Linked DNA regions of Homo sapiens: region 2 is linked to region 1. The links are chromatin loops, found by intact Hi-C in ENCODE. Cell type or tissue: K562. All regions are shown on one strand.

The links. Hi-C counts contacts between places; a loop is a spot of excess contacts. Peaks named below come from ENCODE experiments on the same cell type or tissue, not always from the same donor. Only the 100,000 strongest peaks of a DNase experiment are listed, where the experiment ranks them.
Region 2: a loop joins it to region 1, with 10 times the contacts of the local background. A loop is called at or near these places in 4 of 110 quality-filtered maps.

What each region holds. Positions count from the first base shown.
Region 1 is chr11:62,785,344-62,787,843 of GRCh38, reverse strand. It overlaps TAF6L (TATA-box binding protein associated factor 6 like), which reads right to left. Exons shown (of 11, transcript NM_006473.4): 10 at 1,456-1,584; 11 at 502-1,327. The coding sequence ends at 548. TMEM179B (transmembrane protein 179B) reads right to left here and starts at 442. Exons shown (of 5, transcript NM_199337.3): 1 at 317-442. The coding sequence starts at 412. It also overlaps a transcript of TMEM223 not described here. RefSeq lists a silencer at 812-921 and an enhancer at 1,172-1,371. In K562, CTCF peaks have their summits at 52, 567 and 1,161 (motif pointing left); DNase peaks (open chromatin) are centred at 493 and 1,153; H3K4me3 peaks cover 1,613 bases.
Region 2 is chr11:63,023,211-63,025,710 of GRCh38, reverse strand. No RefSeq gene overlaps it. Among named protein-coding and RNA genes, the nearest start is that of SLC22A8, 8.6 kb to the right of the region's middle. In K562, a CTCF peak has its summit at 1,452 (motif pointing right); a DNase peak (open chromatin) is centred at 1,470; H3K27me3 peaks cover 974 bases.

The DNA of each region.
Region 1 (2,500 bases):
TTCTGCACTGACTTCTGTTTCGGAACCACAGTAAGGCTGTGCAGCAGGAGCCACGAAACCCGACTCCACCTAGTGCTTTAAGACGCTACTGACCCGTCCCTTTGGCGAGGGGACAACTTCGAAGTATGACCTGGCCAGGAGGAGCCACAAAGCGCGATTAGCCTCGCTGCATTTCAGGTACAGGCCGGCGCCAGCCGTGCCTCACCAGGTCCACCGGCTCCGAGCAGCAGCAAGCCCGGTCGGAAAGCGAAAGTGGCCTCGCCATGTCCAGACCGGCCAGCTCCCCCGCCTACCTGACCCCGCCCCGCAGCCGCACCTGGGTCCGAGTCATCGCCGCGGCCGCCACGGCCCCGCACAGGAAGGCGGCAGCAAAGAGCGCAAGCTCGACGCGCTGCAGCCAGGACAGCGCCATGGCGCCCTGACCACCAGGAAGCGCCGCTGCAGCAGCACCCCGCCCAAAGCCCACCTTATCCGGCGCGACCCACGAAGGTGGAGACGTCATTTCCGGGGGCGGGATTTATTTACAAGGAACGAAGGGGCCACTGACTCAGAGCGGCAAGTACAGCGAGTAGTCCGAGAGCGCCCACCGGCGGGCGGGGCGGCTGGTACGGCCGATCATGGGCAGTTTCTGCACGTAGCGCGAGGCCGGGCTAGGCCCGTACGGCGCGGGGAAGGCAGTCTGGAAAAGGCGCCCGCGGCAGCGCCTCCCAGCCTGCCGCCCGGCTATGATGAAACGAAAGTGCGGGGCGCCGCGCGGGGCGAAACGGCTCTTCTGGAAAACGTCGCGGGTGCCGGTCCCGGGGCCCTGCTGCCGGGGTGCCCCGCGCGCCCGATGCACGCGCGGCAAGGGCCTGCTCTCAGAGGCGGCGGGCCCAGAGGCCGACGCGGGGCCGCCTCCGCCGCTGCCCCGGGGGCTCTCGTCGCCGTGCGGGCTGACTATGGCGCTTGCCGTCAGCTGCGGCATCTTCCGCACCGAGTCCGGGGCTGCCGCCGGCTCCTTCTTGTCCCCGGGCGGCCGCGGAGCCGTGGGTGCAGGCTGGCCGGTGCCAAAGCGTGTGGCCAAGCTGTCACCGAAGAAGGCGTAGAGCTCCCGGTAGATGTCGGCCAGGGTCACCGAAAGAGAAGGGTCCTCCGGCCCCGCGCCCCCTGGCGGCAGCGGGAGGCCGGACCCAAAGCTGGGTTCTGCACCGCCCCCGGAGGACGACTCTTGAAAGAGAAGGCTGTCCCATGGCAGGTCGTCCAGGCGCCGGCACCCCCTGCCACCTGGGCCACCCCTGTTGGGCTCTGCTGCCTGGGCCTTCATCTTCAGCAGTCGCTCTACCGCCACCTGTAAGAGCCAAGGACTAAGATAGGCAAAAAATTCGAGGAACCTGGGCCCATCAAATATTCCAAAGTAAGCCTGCTTGGCTGCTAAGCTCATGCAGGGAAGGGAGGCTGGAAGGGGACGGTACTCACCAGAATGGCTCCATAGACTTTGTGTCCATCTGCTTTGACCTGGGCATTAGATACTGAATAATCATCCAGCACAGCCTGCAAGTTTGTCCAGTAGGTGGACAGGTGTGGGTACAGGACTCGTTCTACTGCCTGGAAGGAAGAGAAGGAATACAGTTAGCATGTCTTTGATACTTATTCCCTCTCAAGGACCCTTTCCCATGAAAGACCTACCTTTATCTCTGATCCTAGACAGGGCTCAATCCTCCTAAATTCCCTGATTGGCATATTCAACCATATATTTATTTGGAACCTACTGTATACCTAAGCTAGGCATTGGGAATAAAGATAAGGTACAAAGGGAGACAATAAAAAATATACCCAATATCACTGCCCTGTGTGCTAAATAATGCTCATTACTGACAACTCCAAAATTTAGTTTGCATACTGCTACCCTATACAATCAGGCAAGTACTGGCTTCACTTAGATGTAAACTGAGACTCAGTTCAAACAATCTGCATAAAAACAACCAACCAGAGACTTGGACTCTGATTATACAATTTAAAATCCTGTGATTGGACAGGCGCTGTGGCTCACGCCTGTAATCCCAGCACTTTGGGAGGCCGAGGCCAGTGGATCACCTGAGGTCAGGAGTTCAAGACCAGCTTGGCCAAGATGGTGAAACCCCATCTCTACTAAAAATACAAAAATTAGCTGGGCGCAGTAGCAGTTGCCTGTAATCTCAACTACTTGGGAGGCTGAGGCAGGAGAATCACTTGAACTCGGGGGGCAGAGGTTGCAGTGAGCCGAGATCACACCACCGCACTCCACCCTGGGAAGCAAAGTGAGACTCCGTCTCAAAAAAAAAAAAAAGAATTAACTATAAGGAAAATACCAGCTGGGCCTATAAGGAAAATACCAGCCGGGCGCTGTGGCTCACGCCTGTAATCCCAGCACTTTGGGAGGCCAAGGCAGGCGGATCAGGAGGTCAGGAGTTCGAGACGAGCCCTGGCCAGCACAGTGAAACCCCGTCTCTACTAAAAATACAAAAAATTAGCCAGGTATGGT
Region 2 (2,500 bases), 240 kb before region 1:
GTGATGCCTGCCACTATGTTATGATGCAGCACTAAGGCCATCACTAGATGCAGTACCATGCTCTTGGACTTCCCACCCTCCAGAACCATGAGCCAAATGAATCTCTTTTTTTATTTTTTTTAAATTACCCAGTCTGTGGTATTCTGTTATAGGCAACAGAAAATGGACAAAGACAATGTGGGGAGAGAGAAGCAACAGAGCAAGTGCAAGGATGGAGGCAGAAGAAAAATAAAAACTATACCCTACTTTGCACTCTACAAAATCCAGCCCATAAAATGACCCAGTTTCACAGAGATAAGACAATTTCAGATCATGACAGGTGCTATGAAGAAAATCAAACAAGACAGAGGTGATAAGAGTATGGCTAGAAGGTAAGGCAACATTGGAGTGGCTGGTAAGAAATGAAATCCCCAGAAAAAGAAGGTGACATTTGAGATGAGACCTTGATGACAAGGATGACCTGGCAATGTAAGACAATCAGGAGAACAGCATTCAAGTCAGGGTAACCAATGAGGCCAAAGGCCTGGAGGCAAAAGGAGCATGGAGTAATATCTTGGTGAGGGAGAGGTGGCAGAAAGTACTGAGGCAGGAGAGGTGATCACAGACCAGATCCTGTTGGTCAAAAAGAGGAGTGTGGGGAGAATTTTAAGCAGGAGCGTGACTGATCTAACCTAGTTTTCTAGATGTTATGGCTGCTTAGTAGAAAAAGACTTGTTGGGAAGGGCCAAAGTGAAGCCAGGAGACCATCAAGGAGGCAGTTTGCAATCCTCCAGGTGAGAAAGTATGGTGGCTTGGACCAGGGTGGTAGCAGTGAGGTAAGCAGTATTGCTCTCCCCACTTTACAGATGAGGAAGCAGAGGCCCAGAGAAGCTAAGTGACTTGATGAAGCTCATGCAGCCCTTAGGTAGCAAGATGCTTAAAATGGTAAATTTTGTGTTATGAATATTGTATTACTTTTTATTGTAATGAAATATATACAACACAAAATTTACCATTTTAACAATTTTTAAGGGTACAATAAGTGGCATTAAGTATATTCACGATGTTGTGTGACCATGACTATTATCCATTTCCAGAAATTTTTCATTATCTCGAATAGAAACTCAGTACCCATTAAACCATAACTCCCCTTTTCCCCCTCTGTGAGCCCCTGGTAACTTCTGTTCTACTTTGTGTCTCTGAATCTACCTGTTCTATATACCTCCTATAAATGGAATCATAAAATATTTGTCCTTCTGTGCCAACTTATTTTCACTTAATGTTTTTGAGACTCATCCAGTTGTCATCGTTTCCTTCCATTTTAAGACTGAATAATATTCCATTGTATGTTATACCACATTATGCTTATCCATTCATCTGTTGATGGAGGGCCGGGACTTTTACCAAGATGTCTGATTCCAACGCTATTCTGGTTGGCTCTGTTGAGCCCTGTGCAGTACCCGCTATAGCCACCAGAGGGAGCAGAGGGAACACCAGGCGGGCGCACTGCAGGCACCGGGCGGTTTCTGGGAAGAAGAGGAACAGATGCAGCCTTTTGCACACAAAATCTTACACGCAGAAACCATGCAAATAGAGGGAAGCTGGCCGCCAGGAAAGCACCCAGACTATAGAATCGGCCACAAGTGGAAGAAAGGAGAAGGAAGGGTTAGGGCTGGAAGGAGCTGCCCCTGTGATCCTGGTCCAACCCCTAAAATGGAAACAGAGGCCTCTGGCCACCCACAGTTTCCCTGACAGCTGTCCTCAGCGTGAACAACCTCCGTGCTGAAGAGCTCAGGAGGGAGGCGGAGGGGGGCCGGTCCAGTAAGGCTCGGGTTCCCATTTCTGCCCTTCTCCAGCAGCGGCGTGACCTCCAACCTGTGGCTTGCACATTTTACGGATGAGGAAACTGGGACTTGGAGCTGTTGATTGTCCAGAGCAAGTGGAAGAGGCAAGATCTGAATGCCACCACGTGCCTTGTGATTCTCTTCTCCAAGCTCAGCGCCCTGGTTTCTTCAGCCGCATCTCATGATATGTGGTCTTTAGGACTCTTCCCCACCTCATCTGGTTGGCCAGCCTCCCTACAGGCGAAACGTACAAGGGTCTGTGGCTCTTGAGGCTGGTCTGACCACCGTGGCCTCCCTCTTCTGAGCACCCAGCCTCTAATAATGCTACCCAAGTTTGCCCTGGCTGGTTTTGGCAGCCACCTCATGTTGACTGAATTTCTGTCAGTTTCAATCCCTCGGCTTTTCTCACATGTGCTGTTGCTAAGCCATTTCTCCCCCACTGCATCCTTGTGCAGCTGGGTCTTTGGATGCGAGTCCAGGAACTGACATTTATCCCTGTCAAATTCATCTTGTTCATTCATCTGACAAACATTTGTTCAGTGCCCACGCCATACCAGGCACCAGGAATACAGGAACGAAAGACAAGGCTCCTGGCCTAAGGAGCTCACATTGGTATTCATCACAGCCGTAGCCACTAGTGAGTGAGGGGCTACTGTGTGCCAGGCATACAGCCTCTG